Regions from separate parts of the Homo sapiens genome. Here region 2 is linked to region 1. The links are chromatin loops, found by intact Hi-C in ENCODE. Cell type or tissue: transverse colon. All regions are shown on one strand. Each heading gives the region's core, and the rest is flanking DNA. Links, peaks and the distances in the headings are about the cores only. Region 1 has its middle 130 kb from the start of CEMIP2. Region 2 has its middle 180 kb from the start of CEMIP2.

Region 1 (9,566 bases), core at 2,406-4,905:
ATGTTGAGCACTCCCAAATTTTTCTCTCCATTCAACTCTCAACTAGACGTAGATACCCCTGTCTGATGGATTTTTCAGTAGATATCTCAAATGTGAAATTCCTGGACATCTGTTCCCAGTCCAACCTATACTTTCTCCAGCCTTCTTTCTCTCTGTAAATGGCGTCAATTTTAACCCAGTTGCTCAGTAAAACAAAATCAACCAACCACTGTGATTTGTCCTTGGTTCTATTTTTCTCCACATCCAGCCCACTAGCAAGTCCCATCCCCTCTATTTATAATGTATATCCCAAATTTGCTACTCTTCTGTATCCTTGCTGGTATCTCTCTAGTCCAAGCCACCATCATCTCTTGCCTGGATTACTACAATAATCTCCTAGCTGAACTTCCTGCTTCTACCTTTTCACTTCACCTCCTCTTTCAATTTATTCTCTACACAGGAGTCAAACTGGTCGTCTGAAAACATAAATCACTTTATATCCCTCTCTCCCTCTCTTGCTTATGCCTACTGAAGGCTTTGCATTGCATTTTGAATAAAGTTGCAACTTCATGCCTTGGCGTAAAACCTCTTTGTGAACTGACTCCTGTCTACGTCTCAAACTGCACGTTCCCGTCTCCTAGTCTCCCACTAAGCTCTAGCCACATGGGCCTACTTTCTGTTACTCAAATACGCCAAGCTTATTTCTGTTCCTTCTATGTAGCCTTAAGCATTTTCTGTTCCTTCTATGTAAAATGTCCCTCCTCTTCCTGCTCCCCCATCCCTTTCTTTGATTGGCTCTTTTGAATCATTCAGGACTCAGCTCACATGCCACATCCAAAGGGAAGCCTTTCTTGATGAGAATAGCTTTTTCCTTACTTATTCAGTATATGTCCTTATGTAAGGTACACAGTACTTATCACACACAATCTGAAAGTTATATTGGTTTTTGGTTTGTCTTGTTTACTTCTGTTTTCTCTCTCCTGTTCTAGAATATGTTCCATAAAAACAAAGCTCTTACCTGTTTTTCTAGTCGCATCTCCAATGTTTAGATGCTTCAAATACATTTGTTGAATATACTCAGAAATGGAAAACCTACAGTAAAAATAATCAGTGTTGAGGATTAGATATATTTAAATAGAGAACTAGAACACAATACTTGAAGGATGATAATTACAAAACAGATTATAAGTATTAAAAACTTTGATACAGTTAAAATAACAAGATAAGCTATAAAACTAAGAATGTGAAGGCAATTATAAAAGACTAATTTTCCTTTTTTTTTTTTCAGTTAATTTAGAAAGGTTATTTTGCCAAGGTTGAGGACGTGCCCGTGACACAGCCTCAGGAAGTCCTGACAACATGTACCCAAGATGGTCGGGGCACAGCTTGGTTCCATACATTTTAGGGAGACATGTGACATCAATCAATATATGTAAGAAGTACATTAACTCCATCCAGAAGGGTGGAGACAACTCAAAACAAGCCACCCACCCCCTCTCCAGTCATCCCGGGGGCTTCCAGGCCACAGGTAAGTGAGAGACAAATGTTGCATTCTTTTGAGTTTCTGATAGGTTAAAAGACTACTTCTCTTATTGTTCAAAGTAGTTATTCTTTTTTTTTTAATTTAATTTTTTTGGTGACAAGGTCTCACTCTTTCACCCAGGATGGAGTGTAGTGGCGTGATCTCAGCTTACTGTAGCCTCAACCTCCTGGGCTCAAGTGATCCTCCCACCTCAGCCTCCTGAGTCGCTGGGACAACAGGTGTGCACCACCACACCCAGCTAATTTTTGTAGGGTTTTTGTGTGTGTGTGTGTGTGTGTGTGTAGGGACAGGGTTTCAACATGTTGCCCATGCTGGTCTCAAACTCCTGTGCTCAAACCATCTGCTTGACTCGGCCTCCCAAAACGCTAGGATTACAGGCATAAACCACCACTGCAAATGGCCAGGAATGTCTTTTAATTTTGCTTTCTAAACTTGTTCTGTTGTTAAATTCAAGTACAATAAAAAATAAATAAGGTTTGGGGAAAAATGCATTTGAAAAAATACAATTAAATCTTACATTTTAAAACACAGCATATAGAATATATCCCATTTTATATTTTTTACTCTATCTATCCCCCTTCATGTTGACATATATTAATATAAAAGAGAGATTACAAAGAGACAAGGGATGATTATCTCTGGGTTGTGGGAGTTCTGGGGCTGTTTTCATAATTAAAAAATATTTTATTGCTTAAATTTTTAAAAAAGGAGCATGTGCCACTTTTATAAAATCAACAAAGTAAAGAAATAGTGAATAAAAGATGAAAAGTAAACAGTATTTGTGTAGAGAATACACTCTTTCAAGAAGCTGCTGTGAGGAAGAGAATTGAGAGAATTCAAATTAAGGAAATTCTCTCCAAAGCTTTGCCTCCTTGCTTCTTGTTGAAGAAGGGAGGTACTGGGATATAACTGAATGCTGATGAGATTGATTCAGAAGCAAGGATGTGTACATATGGCATATTCAGAAAAGAAAAAATGATCTATAGTGCAAGAATCCTTCCTGAGAAGGGGAGAGTGGGTGGTTTCACAGGGCCCATTGCAAACTAGTGTGTTAAGAGGTGGGAGAGAGGGGAAAGGAGAATATGGGTGTGGGCAGGTGCAGACGGGTATGTAGATTTCGAACCAGTGGTAGAAAGTTGAAAGGTTTAATAGCTGATTACTTGTATTGTCTCAGTGAAATTGGAGACAAATCATTACTTGAGAATGGGTGGTGGGCTGGGTGTGGTGGCTCACGCCTGTAACCCCAGCACTTTGGTAGGCCAAGGCGAGAGGATCACTTGAGCTCATGAGTTTGAGACCAGCCCAGGCAACATAGAGGGGCCCTGTCTCTAAAAAAAATATATAAAAAACCAAATTAGCCAGGAGTGATGGTGTGTGCTTGTAGTCTCAGCTACTCAGGAGGCTAAGGTGGGAGGATCACTTGAGCCTGGGAGGTTAAGGCTGCAGTGAGCCGTGATAGCACCACTGCACTCTGGCCTGGGTAATAAAATGAGATTTTGTCTGAGAGAGAGAGAGAGAGAGAGAGAGAGAGAGAGAGAGAGAGAGAGATAATAGGTAGTGGGAATTTTGAGGAAATTGCAAAAAGTATGAAAGGGTAGAAAATGTACTATACTACTGTAGACATATAATAAGATTAGTGGACACTGTTGAGGGCTTAGTTGAGATTGCTGATTGTAAATATAAAGTGACAGCAATCTGTATGTTTCAATGATATTTCTCCAGCCTTGCTCAGCTGTTTGGGTGCAGGTGTGGAGAAAGGGGTTGGTTGAGCTCACTCATGATAGGTGCTCTGCTCAGAGTGTGTGAAACAATGAGAAGATGGTTCAAGGGGAGTTCAGAAATTTGCAGGATGAGGATTGTAATGGAATCTAACATGGATGAAGAGAGAAGTGAAGAAGCTCTGATGAGTGAGAAATCTGTGAGTTGAAGAGGTGTAATCTGTGAGTTGAAGAGGATGACAAATTTGAAGAAATTTTGTCCCCAGGGCATGAGCTGTATGTCTTCCATTCAAATACAGAGAAAGAAGACTGGCCAGAGTATTCATATTAAAGTTCTAGTCCCAGCTCCTCTGGGATGAATAGTTTTGTGGTTTGGCATAAGCCTTTCACCTGGGACTCAGTTTCCTTATCTGTAAATAAAAGGCTTGACTTGGATCAGTATATCTCAAATTTCAGGGCACACACAAATTAATTGAGTATCTTGTTAAAATGCAGATTTTGATGCAGTAGGTCTTGGGTGGGGTCTGGGGTTTTGTATTTATAATAAGCTTCCACATGATTCCTGTGCTGCTGGTCCATGGACCATACTTTGAGTAGCAAGGAACAGATAAATTCTATAGGCTTCAAAATTCTGATTATAAATCTTGGACCTTGAACTACGTTTTCACCTCCTCCTTGTCTTCTTTTTTTTTGAGCTTTGTCAATTCATCTTGAAACCAAATCTTGGGACACTTCTTTTGATTTCCCTTAACTGGGCAGGAAGTAAATAGAGAAAGATGCAAACCCTGCAGAATGACCAACACCCAGTAACGGAAACAGAGGGTTCTGATGACGTCTTACAGCTTGTGCCTGGGTGGGGGTAAATGGTACTGCCTTTTCCCAGGCATGGTGTGTCGAACAGGAACGTACTATCAGGCAGGAAATGGCTCCAATACAAACAGGGACACCAGAGATCAGGCTAGACGAGAGACCGATCACAGCAAATGGCATACTACAGACAGCTACTCAGATCAATTTCCTTCCTCTGTCATGTCAAAAGGTTTTGCTGCGTCAAGATTCCTTTGCCTAAAAAACATATGTTCCCAGTCTAATATATTTAAAGCTGATCACCACAAATCTACTCAGGCAACTTTAGGTTTCATTTTATCTTGAGGCTAGAGCCTACTGGAAGATCATCTGGTAATGACTTAGAGAAACCCACTTAAACTGTTCCCATATTGAATGTTTCCCATATGTAATGTTTACATTTCAAAAGGTCTCGACTATTAGAATGTGTTTTTCTGGGCTGAACATGTTTTTCACAGGCAATAAACTCATGTTTCAATTATTAGAAAAATAGTAAGTGCTTTAGCAGGCTGAATTTGATATATTGGATCCAAAAGCAGAATTTATTATAAGGAGAAATCGCTGAAAGAAATGAACATAAGATGTTTGTAACAGTCATAACTATTTGAGGACAGTTTTTGTTTAATGATAGCGATGGTAGGAAATGCTGAGGATGAGCAATTTAGGGAAGAGCCAGAATCAACGTTTCCTTTCAGGATCTGGTTCAATGGAGGAGGAAATCATTCCGAGAAATACTTATCAGCTTGATATCACACACAAAACTGACCATAGGCCAAGTTTAGAAAGGACTGTGAAAGGCACACTCAGGGTCTGAATATCAACTTCCAGCCTTTCATCTGGTGGGCAACCTGCTTTCTTAGAGAGGGAGCTCTGCCACCCTGAGACTGAAGAAGGGGTTGATATCGTTTAATAGCCCCTTCTTGCTTTCCAAAGGTCAGTTGGCCCCACATTTGAGGATGGCAAAAAAAAAAAAAAAAAAAAAAAAAAAAAAAAAAAGAAGAGAGAGAGAGAGCAAAAAAGAGCCATCTTATCTAAGGTCTGCCTGTTAGGTTTTCTTTAAATATTCTGACTCCATCCAAGAAATGTCTTGGAATGTATTTTACATTAATCTAAGCCATCTTTATCTCCAGGAAATGATTGGGTCTCACAGATGAAAGTAAGGGTGTTTATTGCTAGCAGCCATTTGCAGTGGAGAGAGCAATCTACTGAACTGTGAAAAGAGCAGTCACAAAAGTCCATTTCCACAGGAGAAGAACACTGTGCACATAAACACGAATGAACTCAATAAATGCAAATGAACTCTCTGCTTGCTCTCCTCCCTCACTTCTTACTGGGCCTCCATACATACTATTGAATTCACAGGCCCTGAAATAGATGACAGCATTGAGTAATTAAGCTGAAATATCACACTAGGTCACTTTAATTATAAAGCCAGAGCTCATTAATGGATGGAAACATGGAAGCAGGAATTGGAATAACCTTGCTTAAAATGCATTAAGTTATCATTTTGCAAAGCCAAGAAATTTCAAGGATTTTCACAATAGGCATTGTGGAGATTTTTTTTCTAAAGGGCTGGGTAGGGGTATGAATGGATTATAAGACTGCAAATTGCTTTGAATAAAGTAGAGGTTTTTTTTTTTTTTTTTTTTTTTTTTTTTAATAGAAGGAGTTTCTACTACATGTAGCAAATTAAATTCCAGATGTTATATCACTACAAAATCTCTACCAGATGTCCAAACTCATGGTGGCTGGGATGTTTATTGCAAGTAAGGCATTAAGCACCTGTTCTACAGAGACCTCCCCTTACCTTTTCATCTGTACTAGCACGTTAATCATGCAGGAGCGATGAAATATTTAGTCCTCACTGGATAATTAAAGAGGCCAGGAAAAATTCTAAAACTGTTAATTACTCTAAATGCCATTTAAGTAAATGACTACAGTGCTCCTCTTGGGATATTTCTGAAGACTTATCAAGAACACTTTCAAAATATGAGATTCCATTTTTGGAAGCTAATTCAAGGTGGAAAAAGGACTTCAGACCAAATAATCTAACCTAAAGGACAGTTATCCACATTTAGCATATGTCCTGGTTTGAAAAAAAAAAGCAGCCCCAATTGCTGCTATAAAATATCTCATTTGCTCAAGAGTCACTTATGGCAGAACCTTCAGTTTTAGAAGCCTCTGTCTTTTCTGTTGCATAACGTAAATGAACACTGATCTGTAAGCACATTGCCAGTCAGTGCGGCGGCACTCCCAGGCTGTCGGAGGTGGACCCTTAGACAAGTCACTTCTCTCTTTGGTGTCATACTTCAATCTGAATGTAAATTTGAATTCTACAGTTTAAGATCTGTGTTAAAAATAAGTTAGTTATGATTACAATCATTGCTACTTTTGAGTGAATGCTGAAATTTCCACTAAGTCAATCAGAATTTAACCAATTTCTGGCATATGTAATGATATTGTCTCTGTAGCTTGCTGTTTGATAGGGAGGTTGAGCAAGAGGAAGTAAATAAGGAGGCTTTCTTTGAGGCTCATACTACCATGTCATCTGTCCTTCACACATTCTCTCTTCTTATCTACAGTCGCTTTAGATGGCAAGACAAATTACCTTTTTATGATCTTCTTTTGCCTTCTGAGACCTGCCCTTATGAAGGAATTAGCCTGAATTTCTTTAAAAATTTTTTAAAAGATCTTATTTTTTTTCAGAGCTGCTTTAGGTTCACAACAAAATCAAGCAGAAAGTTCACCTTCACACATGCACAGTCTTCCCTACTATCAACATTCTGCACCAGCGGGGTGCATTTGTTACAATCGATGAACCTACCTATCATTACATTTTCCAGAAACTGGTTAAATTCTGATTGATTTAGTGGAAATTTCAGCATTCACTCAAAAGTAGCAATGATTGTAATCATAACTAACTTATTTTTAACATAGATCTTAAACCGTAGAACTCAAACTGACATTCAGACTGAAGTAAAACAGCAAAGAAAGAAGTGGCTTGCTTGAGGGCCCACCCCCACCAGCCTGGGAGTGCCCTGCCCCACTGACGGGCCATGTGCTTACAGATACAATGTTCAATTTACATATTGCCTTTTTATGATCTTCTTTTACCTTCTGAGACTTGCCCTGATGATGGAATTAGCCAGAATTTCTTTTAAAAAAAATCAAATTCAATCCTTTGACATATCATCACCCAAAGTCCATAGTTTGCATTAGGGTTCACTCTTGGTGTTGTACATTCCATGAGTTTGGACAAATGTGTAATGACATGTATTCACCATTATACTACCATACAGAGTAGATTCCCTGCCCTAAAAATCCTCCGTGCTCTGCCTATTCATGCTTCCAGCCCCTCTAACCCCCAGCAGCTATCAGCCTTTTTACTATCTCCATCGTTTTGACTTTTTCCGAGCATTATATAGTTGGAATTATGCAGTATGTAGTCTTTTCAGACTGGCTTCTTTCACTTAGATATGCATTTAGATTTCCTCCATGTCTTTTTAGGGCTGGATTTCTTTTTATTTACATAAAATGTGGGAATAGGGAGAGTGAAAGCGCATGATTGCTCGTCAGGAGTTGAGGCTCCAGTTCCTTCTACAATAAGGTCCCAGGCTAACACACCTTTGATTTTGATAGCCCCCAAATCAACCTGGAAAGTGTTTATATGCTAGTTATCCTAAACTTGTTTTGCCACTGTGATGTTCACATCTGCTTGCTATTCTCCTGCCCTCCTATTGTTTTCCATCCAATAAGCACAATCTACTAGACTTAAGATGGCTATTGTTATAAGAGGTGGATCTTTATTCATTTCTACAAAGAAAAGGATAGAAAGAATATTTTAATGTTTTTCTACTCAGACTAGTTTGTCTTCTAATTCTATCTTCCTGCTTCAGTAGAGGGCACTCCGACCTTACCTAGAGCCCAGTGTTTTTTCATTTGACCAGTTTTGGAAAGTAGCTGGTTTATCCTATCGGTCCTTCAGTTTAATAGTCAGCAGTGAGCACACAGCGGACATAGAAACCAGACGGACTAGACTAAGGCTCAGTCCTATCCTGTATGATCCTGAAGCCCTTTGTTATCCCTCCCCTAAAGCCCCTACTATTTTCTATTGCAATTCATGCATTTATGTGTAGTCTTTCTGACCAGTCTGTGAACTCTTTGGGCCTGGGACCCCTATATTTCATCCTTGAGCTGTAGCACAGTGCCTGACACAGACGACACATTGTAGCAAAACAGGTTTAGGATAATTAACATATAAGCACTTCCCAGGTTGACCAGTGGGCTATCATAATGTAAGGTGTGTGAGCCTGGGGCTTTATTGTAGAAGGAAAACAACACTGGAGTCTCAACTCTTGACGTGCTATGTGCTTTTACCCTCCCCACACCCACAGTTTACGTGTATAAAAAGAAATTCAGCCATTAAAAGACATGGAGGGGCTCACGCCTGTAATCTCAGCACTTTGGGAGGCCGAGGCGGGTGGATCACGAGGTCAGGAGATCAAGACCATCCTGGCTAACATGGTGAAACCCCGTCTCTACTAAAAATACAAAAAAATTAGCTGGGCGTGGTGTCGGGCGCCTGTAGTCCCAGCTACTTGGGAGGCTGAGGCGGGAGAATGGCGTGAACCTGGGAGGCGGAGCTTGCAGTGAGCCGAGATCCCGCCACTGCACTCCGGCCTGGGCGACAGAGTGAGACTCCGTCTCAAAAAAAAAAAAAAGAAAAAGAAAAAAAACCCAAAAAGACATGGAGGAATCCAAAATGCATATTACTAAGTGAAACTCAATCTGAAAAGGCTATATGCTGTATGATTCCAACCATAGCTATATAATAAATGTCTATTGAGATGAATGAAAAATAAAAGGTAGAATCTGACCTGACTCTAACAAAGGGAAAATTGTGTATGCTTTTATGTTTCTTCAGACGCCATCATTTTGCCTTGAGGATTCAGTAGTGTTCCTAGTTGAGGTCATCCCCATGCTCTATATTACTTTATGTCGAGAGGTAAAAATGGCATCTGCCTTAGGTTCAGAGTGGGAGAGCCCATTGCATTATCGCTTTCAGCATGGCATGATGGTTGATACCCATAATGACCTGGTCATGTCATGCCAAGTAACATACATGCCCCTTCTCTGAGCAAAATTTGGGCTGGTAAAAGCCCGAGACAAATCCAGCTTGCTAAGTTGCATATCGTTTTCCTTGGTCCTAAAATGCTCAGTTCTCCATCTTTGAATCTGGAGTAGAGTGGCACAATCTCGGCTCACTGCAGCCTCTGCCTCCCGGGTTCAAGCGATTCTCCTGCCTCAGCTTCCCCAGTAGCTGGGACTACAGGCATGCACCACCACGCCCAGATAATTTTTGTATTTTCAGTGGTGACGGGGTTTCGCCATGTTAGCCAGGTTGGTCTCAAACTCCTGACTTCAAGTGATCCGCCCACCTTGGCCACCCAGAGTGCTGGGATTACGGGCGTGAGCCACTG
Region 2 (9,566 bases), core at 3,690-6,189, 52 kb after region 1:
CACTTTGGGAGGCAGAGACAAGTGGATCTCTTGAGTCCAGTAGTTCAAGACCAGCCTGGACAACACAGCAAAACCCCGTTTGTACAAAAAGAAATATGAAAAGTAGCTGGGTGTGGTGGTGCATGCCTGTAGTCCCAGCTATTGGGAGGCTGAGGTGATGGGAGGATCACTTGAGCTGAGGAGGTGAAGGTTGCAGTGAGTCAAGATTGCGCCACCACACTCCAGCCTGGGTGACAGAGTGAGACCCTGTCTTGGGGAAAAAAAAAAGAAAAGAAAAGAAAAGAAAAAAAAGGGCCTAAGGCAGAGCTGGATGAGAGATGAAGGAGGAGGTGGTGGTGGTGATGTTGGTGGTGGAGGTGTGCATATAACTCTGCCACTGACCTTAGCTTTCCCTAGCTACATGCGTGGAGAGTCTTTTTAGGACAAAAAGGTAACATTTTCCCCCAATAACTGTGCTTATAAAATTATGGTGCTTCAGCATAGATACATTGATGTTTCTGTGACTGAATAAAGAAATTACTGTTATATTAATTAACAAAATAGCTAAATATTATGAATCCTCACCCAGCATCTGAATATGCCGTTCGGTTTTGCTGGAGAAGCCTCCTTCACTTTAGAGGTTGTGTGGTTCCCATACCTAAACCGGCTGAGAAGCTGCGTTATGGACAGAAGCTGGTGGATGCCAAGACAGACAGGCCATTGCATGGCAGCTGTAGCTGATTATAGCCTGTTAAATTTGTAAAGACACGTGTCATTGTGCCACTCTGCTTCAGTGAAGCCATACATTCTATTCGTGGATGTTTGGGGCCTGAGTTCCCCCAAGGTTTCAGCTCTGAGGTGGCACATCTCCTTGTTGTGTAGGGAGCCAGGGACATTGGAGTGATATCTCCTTGGCTTAATAATAGGGAAAATTGCATGAGCAAGGGATTGAAACAAAAGACTGAGATTAAAATATGTAGCCCTAAAGTTTTATTTTTATTGTCATATGGCCCTGAGCCTATAATCGGCTAAAAATCCCAATTCAGGGCTGGGCACAGTGGCTCATGCCTGTAATCCCAGCACTTTGGGAGGCCTAGGCGGGTGGGATCACCTGAGATCAGGAGTTTGAGACCAGCCTGACCAACATGGTGAAACCATGTCTCTACTAAATACAAAAAAATTAGCTGGGCATGGTGGCACATGCCTGTAATCCCAGCTACATGGGAGGCTGAGGCAGGAGAATTGCTTCAACAGGGGAGGCACAGAGGTTGCAGTGAGTCAAGATTGTGCCATTGCACTCCAGCCTGGGTAACAGAGTGAAACTCTGTGTTAAAAAAAAAAAAATCCCAATCCAATTTCTGGCAAGTTTTTTATTAGTTAAATGTGGAAATTAGTACATGTAAAATGACACCAGGCTACCTACATGACGGGCTAACCTCTGCCCTGTGGGTTTAGAGATGCAGAGAGGTTTAAGGGAGAACATGACATAAGACCTTGACCTCTCTGGACCACGTGGTATGGGCTGGGGGAATCTCTGAGAAGGCTAGAACTGTAGAGTTGTGAGCATTTAACAAGAGAATGCTATGAGAGCACTTAGAATATATAATAAGCACTCAATAACTGTTCTTCTTTTTCTGTTTCCTAAAATCTTTTCCCTCATCACCGTGGCCCTCAGATCTTTACAACTCTTCTGCCAACCTGTTTGGGGACATAGAACAGGCTTTGTGGAAACAGGACTATGATAACAGGGCCACAGTTTCTACTCTTGCTTTCAGGGCAAGGACATAGTTTTGTCAAATTAAATGATGGTTCTGGAGTATTTTAAACCTTGAATCGAAGTATCTCTCAGATTTTTTTTTTTAATTTTAAAAATATAATACTTTATTGAGGGGTTAAGATGTCATTATGAGACAGGATAGAAATTTAACCTTGAAGACCTTTCAGTGGCTCATCCAAGGCCACAGAGCAAATAAAAACCATACCCATCATATAGAATATCCGAATGGGGTGCCAGAAAAGTCACAACTCAGAGGGTCAATGATTTTTTTTTTCAAGAGCATAAATCCAAGTTTATTTATTGACTTTTCGTTAGTTTAGATCCTTGAGGGGTACAGCATCACTCGGATTCTGTGTCCAATAGCCTTAGCAGGAAGATTACTTCGGAATTTGGCACGAACCAGGCCACTGTTTCCATGAGCATGAGTTACCTTTCCCCCGATTACTCTGGTTTTGTTTGGTTTGCTGCCAGGAGTCACTGGGTTGTTCTTTGCTTTGTATACATAAGCACATCTCTTGCCCAAATAGAATTCTGTTTCATCTCAGGCATAAACAACTTCAATTTTTAGAAGAGGTGTGTGCTCCCTTTGGTTCCAGAGATCCTGCTTATAGCCGGCAAAAATGGCATTGGACCACAGCCTTCCAGATATAGTTCCTTTTAGAAGTCCTGTTCCCAGCAGGCCTCCACAGGAGCCAAGATGGCGGGAAGAGCAATGATTTGTAACTCCTGGGTAAACAGTAATATAAGGGTCCCAATCCCTGTCCTTCGCGGGTGTTCGAGTCAGAGTCCAGGTTCCTCGCAGTCAGATTTCTGCCCCTGTGGTTGTGTCTGCTTTAGCCGTCATCTGTGAGTGTCAAGTTGGGATTTCCTGTCTTCCTCAGCCACCAGAAGTGCCTGGGTTTCCTCAAACACGTCGCATCTGGTCACCCCGTCAAGGCCCAAAGACAGATCATCGGGATGTTGTGTGCAAAAGAGCAAGGCCCTCATTTATTAGTGTTTGTTCCCCGCCTTCCTTCCTTCCCTCCCTTCCTTTCTCACCTGAAAAACAAAATAAAGGAAGGAACATCAGAGCGGTATCTCTTAGGCTTAAAAATGGGAACACTGCATGAGAAGGGGATTGAAATGAAAGACTGAGATTAAAATATGTATTTTTCTCACCTGAAAAAGAAAATAAAGCAGAAACAATTTGGAAGAAGTAGAAAGATAGCTGAGTTAGGAACCTAAGTTCAGACATTTCTATTGCTAAGTACCAAATGTAGCTCTGCATTTCCTAGAAGTGAAGCAAAACTACTTAAGCAGTCCAAGGGTAGAAAATAGGCTATATTAGCAAGTTGGAAATAATACATTTGTGAGTAATTCTAATTCTGCAGAATGAATTTTAGAAGATTTAACTAGAGAGAGATATAAAAAGTGTGTCCTAGTTCTCATCATCTTCATTTCTTCATTCTTTCTTTCCATCAATCACTATTTGTAATTAAATAAGATTGCATATTTTCTTGTTTATTGTCCGCTTTTCTGATCAGACTATAATCTTCTTGAGGGCAGGGACTATGCCCACATTGTTTACTACTGGATACCCAGGGTCTAGCACAATGACTTTAAACAGAGTAAATGCTCATAACTTTTGGTGAACACATGAGTGAATAAAAAATTTTGAAATGGTACATTTTCTGATAACATACACAGGTAAGTAAACAGAGTCAAAAGAACTACATCAAGAATGAGATCAAAAATGATATTACATCAGATGTTACAATTTAAGAGATCTAAGACCAATAGTAGCTTAGCAGCCTATGTTTGGTTTTGCCTATCAGTCTGTTTCCAATGGAGCTAAGATATTGAAGAGTAAACAATTAAGAAGGCATTGCCAAATAATATAGCTAAATCTCTCCTACCTGTGTAACTTATGGAACTGAATATCACATCTGTGTCATTTTTACTAAGGGATTCACAGACCAGCCCCCATAGAATTTTTCTCTCTTAGGTAGAAAGACAGGGATGACCATATCCTATCAATGATGAAAGAGAGAGGTGACCTGTGTAAATCCAAATGGTGAGTCAGTGATGGAGATTCCAGAATGACTACTGAGCTGTAGGGCCCTCCCTGAGTCACTGAATTCTTCTGAGCCTCATCTGCATGGGCGCATGGGTCCTATAATAGATGGCCTGCTATCTGTCTCACGGGGTTATTGAGAGAATTCCATCTCCCAGTAGATGTGAAAGTCTTTCAGAGACACATTACATAAACATAATATAAGAAAGCTTTTTTTTTTTTTTTTTTTGCCTGCCAGCATGTAGTTCTGTGTTACTTGGGGAAGCCTAAATTGCTGAAACAGACCTAAAAAGTAATGTCTTAAATGAAAAAGGAGTTTCATTCCTTCTCACATCACAGTCCAGAGTGGTTTTGGTGGTGAGAGCACTGGTAGTCTGGCGGTGGCTGAGGATTCTGCTCCATAGAGTCATTGAAGGACTTAAGTTGACTGAAGCTCTGCCATCCTTAACATGTGACTCGTGGTTGCTGTGGGCAATGCCTTTGTCACTCATAGGAGTGACAATGAGTTTAATGGCCCAGGCCTGGAAGTGGCACTATTGACTTCTATTCATTGGAGGGGATTTCTTTACATAGCCACTCCCAAAGTCAAAAGAAGTTGGGAAGCGCAGTGCAGATGGGCAGCCCTGTGCCTTCTTCTCTAATGGAAGTTGAGAATGGGTTTTGGTGGGCAGTCAGCAGCCTCTGCTTCTGTTCTTTTATTCTGATAAAGTCAAATATTCCCCTTATAGGATCTTATATCACCATGTACCTCATATCCTTTGTACTAATCAAAGATATAATTTTACATAATATGTTTATTTGATTAACTTTGCACCACTGAACAAGGGCAAGGGTCATACCTCTTGTCATCGTGTGTCTCCAGCACTTAACACAGTGCCAGGCTTGCAATACAACTTCTGTAAATAATTTTTTCCATGAGAAAGAATGCATGAACATATAAAAATATTGATTAATACTGAAGAACCTCAAGTGAGACAGTCTGGATGTGTCTGATGAGGTCTGGGGCCTTGCCCTCATCAGGCATCTCTTTGTGACTTTTGATACACTTGGAGAAAGGAGGTGTGGTAGGTAGAATTCTAAGTTGACCACAGTGACCCTTGTGCTTGTATAATCTCCTCTCTTTGTGAGTAGGTGAATATGATGAGACATCATTCCATGACAAGGTTATGTTGTATGGCACAGTTGACTTCAAGAAAGGGAAATATATTCTAGGTGGATATGACCTACTCAGATGAGTCCTTAAAAGGGACTGGCTCTGGCCAGGTGCGGTGGCTCACACCTGTAATCCCAGCACTTTGGGAGGCCGAGGAGGGTGGATCACCAGAGGTCAGGCGTTCCAGACCAGCCTGGCCAACATGGTGAAACCCGGTCTCTACTAAAAATACAAAAATTAGCCAGGCATGGTGGCAGGCGCCTGTAGTCCCAGCTACTTGGGCGGCTGAGGCAGGAGAATTGCTTGAACCTGGGAGGCAGAGGTTGCAGTTAGAAAAGATTTTAGGTGTTCTCAGTACATGCACATGTGCGTGCACACACACACACACACACACACACACACACACACACACATCCACTCACAAAGAAAAAGAAAATAAAAAGGTAACTGTGAGGAGATGGATATAAATTTGCTTGACTGCAGTAATCATTCCACTATGTATATGTATATCAAAACATGTTGTATACCTTAAATACATAGAACACAATAAAAATAAATAATTTCTAAAAAGCCCAGAACAGTTAATGTCAAAATGTTGCTCCCTTCTACTTGCCAGGATGAATGCGGCATCTGGACTGGGGCCAGGCATGAGTGGACGGAAAGCAGGACCACCGGTCATTTACACAGCTTGTCCATTGGCAAGTGCTGCTGAGCCTAGGCAAATCATCCATGGATTGAGGGTGAGTAATGAAAATTAGCCTACCTAAGGTTAAGGAAGAAGCCTGCAGTATAAGGGGGAGGCAAGTATATCTGGCAGACTCAGAGGAAGAGCAGAACTTTGAAAAATAATCCATGGTACCATCCACAGAAAAAATGTTACCATTCTCAAAGGATTGCATGAAGAAAAAATATATTTCAAAAGGACCAGACTTCATAGTGTCTGTCCCTACTTAGTTATACTTGAAGAAAGAGAAAATGCAGATGGCCTTGGCTCCATTCTGTCCACTTGAGTGCCATTTATGTCCCTTTTAGTGTCGCTGTTGGGGGGCAAGTTGAGGTGTTTGGTTCTAGCTTCTTGGCCTCCAAGATTTTCTCTGTTTCTAGATATCAATGTGATTTTTAATCTCTTTTATTAATTACAATGATAAAGCAAAAATAGTCCAGGCTTGGCAGTGTGTTATATCTGCCTTAGATTTTGGAAATGTAGTATGTTTTTATCTTTTCCGCTTACAATGATATTTTGTTGAAAAACTTGGAGGGTCCGCACTGGGGCTGCCATTCCAAACTGAAGGTCTCATCTTAAGTTCTTTTTAATAATAGTTAATAATAGTAAAAAATTTTGTTTATTCAAAAATTACTAAAGGCATTTAAGATATTTAAAAACAAATTAGTTGTTTTTATAAGCAAGAAGTTAACATTACTGGATATGATCTCCTATTTAAGAATTTTGTTTAGCCTGGCGCAGTGGCTCATGCCTGTAATCCCAGCACTTTGGGAGGCTGAGGCGGGCGGATCACGAGGTAAGGAGTTTGAGACCAGCCTGGCCAATATGGTGAAACTCCCATCTCTACTAAAAATACAAAAATTAGCTGGGTGTGGTGGTGTGTGCCTGTAGTCCCAGCTACTCGGGAGGCTGAGGCAGAAGAATCGCTTGAACCTGGGAGTGGAGGTTGCAGTGAGCCAAGATCGTGCCACTGCACTCCAGCCTGGGTGACAGAGCGAGACTACATCTCAAAAAAAAAAAAAAAAGAATTTTGTTTAAAAATAGTTAAAACTGATAAATAAAATGAAAATGTGAATAATAAGGGGCAAGCCTGCCACATATCTGTGGACCACACAACTCCAGGGAATGAATGATGCACTTGGAGTTAAGTGAGCACCTCTGATCAGACTAAAATCATCTCATCCAGTGAGTAAATGACATACCCATAATTAAATGTTTAAATTTTATCAAATGTTGATATCTAAAGCCACATTTGAACAAAAAGACAAAATACAGGGTTTGTAAATAATTTTCCTTTCACATGACTGATGATTGAGAGTGGCCCCCTGAAGAACTGTGTTAAAAAGGATTCTGAGTCTATATTTAAACCTAGAGGGGAGAAGGGGTCAGGATCAATTGTTCCTGGTTGTCACAGTCACTGACAGTGGAGTGGCAATACCTGTGTAGTGCTTTTGTTATCCCTAGTGTAAAATACGGGAAAAACATAAATCGAGAAAAAGAAACTATAAAAACCAAGTAGATTAGTCTCAAAAAAATCAAAGATGTCTTTCCTCAATTTAACATGTTACCAGTCTAACAGTGTATGTAAAGCCCTGTACAATGATCTATGGGGCTGTTAGATAGAGCTGAGATCACATCAAACCCATGGACACCCGTTTCAAACCTAACTGCCAAAACTTTTGCTTTTATTCAAACAGAAGAATAATGACAGTCATTACAAAGTAATCCTGCTGAACATTTTGTAGTGCATCACATTCAGGTGACCTCACAATGATAAAAAAAGAAATTGCTTTTGTGGTGTTCATTTTAAAAATGTTTTCTGAAATATTCATTTTATGATTGTATTAGTCTGCCTGGGCTGCCATCACATGCTACTACAGACTGGGTGACTTAAACGACAGAAATGTATTTTCTCAAAGTTCTGGAGGTTGGAAATCTGGAAGTCCAAGGTCAAGGTGCCAGCAGGCTTGGTTTCTGGCGAGGCCTTTCTCCTCAGCTCGCAGATCGTACCTCCTTGCTCTGTCCTCTCATTGCCCATCTCTCTGTGGCACACATGTTGAGAGAGAGCTCTCTGTTGTTGCTTCTTCTTATAGGACATCTGTCCTACTGGACTAGACTTAATATTCATTACCTTCTTAAAGGCCCTGTCTCTAGAGTCACATAGGGGTTAGGGCTTCAATGTATGAATTTGTGGGGCTGGGGAAGACACAATTCAGTCTCTAACAATGATATGCAACAATGTCTTGAGTTGCATATGATCTCCTACAGGGGACAGCCACATGCTTACCTTCCTACAACGCATGGAAGAATGCAATCAGTGCTGGAGGGTGGAGTATAGATACAGCCAAGTGCTCAGGGAATTAAGTTACCAAGGGTAACAGCCACAGCCTTTTCTCCAAGTCAACTTTTTCCTTATCTCTTTAGCTGCTTACATTTCCCTAAACATCAATGGAATCTGCATCAGTTGGGTTTTCAAATTGTGTTCTACAGAGCCTTAGTGTTTCATGGTTGTATTTTAGTGATTCCTAAATGCGTGATTTAGATTTCATGTACAAATATATTCAACTATTAAAACATGATATGTGAAATAACTCAAGTGTGTTATGTACCAAATTTTAACACATTCAGGACCACTTATATGACAATTTATTGTGCCAGGTTATCTTGACTTTCTGTAGGCCTTGGAATAAAACCCCTGCCATTTCTGCCTAATTGAAGAATAGCTTGAGAATACAGACAAGCTGTCAGAAACAGGTTATCTGTGCAAACAAACAAAAAATATGCAAATAACTTGGACGCAAAGGTTATTACATAATTTCATGTAAATCTCTGATTTCTGCATTTTTTTCTTTCATTAAAACAAACTGACTTAATATAATTGTTACATATATGAACGCATACGTTTAGTAAATACATGATCATAAATAATGTATTTATATTTGTTTATTGTAAAATTTCGCTTGAGAGTAGAGCTGCTGCTAAAGCAGGTTTGAAAACCTCTGCTCTGTTTGTTTACATGTATTCTGTGTTGCATGCGCTGTTAAACAACTAAAAACTGTGCAAGCTTATCATAGGATATCTCCCAAACAGTGAGAGGTCTGACATAAAACACACAGTAGAGATCAGGCACATGGAAGTCTAGAAGGGTGCCCGTGAGTCATGGGTTTTGCAGCCTGACAGTGAGCAGTCGTTCATTATAAATCATTCGAATTTTAATTTTAAAAATTAGTGTAGGGACCTGAGTTAGGGAGGGACATTAATATGAGTATTTGGTATTAAGATGAGAGCAGCTCGGTAGGAAACTTCCTAATGGAAATGTCACTGATAGAAATTACCCCTTTCCAGGCAAGTGACTCTTTGATTTTCCTCTCAGCATTTGGAGACCAGGCAGCCTGACAGATACAGTGAAACAAGAGGGTGATTCAGAAAGCTGGAGGATCTAGAAATCCAACTAGGGAATTTGGAGATAGCAGTGTAATTTGACATTTGCATTATCTGAGGGGCACACTGGTCATTCTTTTTAATTGCTAAACCGACATTCAATGGGGGCAAACTGGTGGGGGAGAGTGAGGGGTGAAGGCAAAGATCAAGAATCCCGGGAAACACAGACCTGGCCAATGCCGAGGATTTGTACTGGTGGACAGGGGACCAGCCAAGGTCAGGGAAAAACTAACATGCTGCAAGCAATTTCAGTTTCCCTGTGGGATCCTTCTGGTGCTCAAAGAGCCTGTGGGTGGAGTGCCAGTGACCACTGGAGAAATTTTTAGAAGATGTATGGTATCATCTTTCCTGTGGGCAGGATGTGAGATGTTAATGATCACTCAATACTTATGAAATCTTATGTTGATTAAACTGAATGCACAAAAAGCTCTTGTCAATG

Evidence for each region. Hi-C counts contacts between places; a loop is a spot of excess contacts. Peaks named below come from ENCODE experiments on the same cell type or tissue, not always from the same donor. Only the 100,000 strongest peaks of a DNase experiment are listed, where the experiment ranks them.
Region 2: a loop joins it to region 1, with 11 times the contacts of the local background. A loop is called at or near these places in 3 of 110 quality-filtered maps.

Annotation. Positions count from the first base shown.
Region 1 is chr9:71,633,383-71,642,948 of GRCh38, reverse strand. No RefSeq gene overlaps it. Among named protein-coding and RNA genes, the nearest start is that of CEMIP2, 130 kb to the left of the region's middle. In transverse colon, for the core only: no CTCF peak of the experiment used is centred there; no DNase peak of the experiment used is centred there; H3K27ac peaks cover 1,010 bases.
Region 2 is chr9:71,582,440-71,592,005 of GRCh38, reverse strand. It overlaps the pseudogene RPL35AP21. Among named protein-coding and RNA genes, the nearest start is that of CEMIP2, 180 kb to the left of the region's middle. In transverse colon, for the core only: no CTCF peak of the experiment used is centred there; no DNase peak of the experiment used is centred there.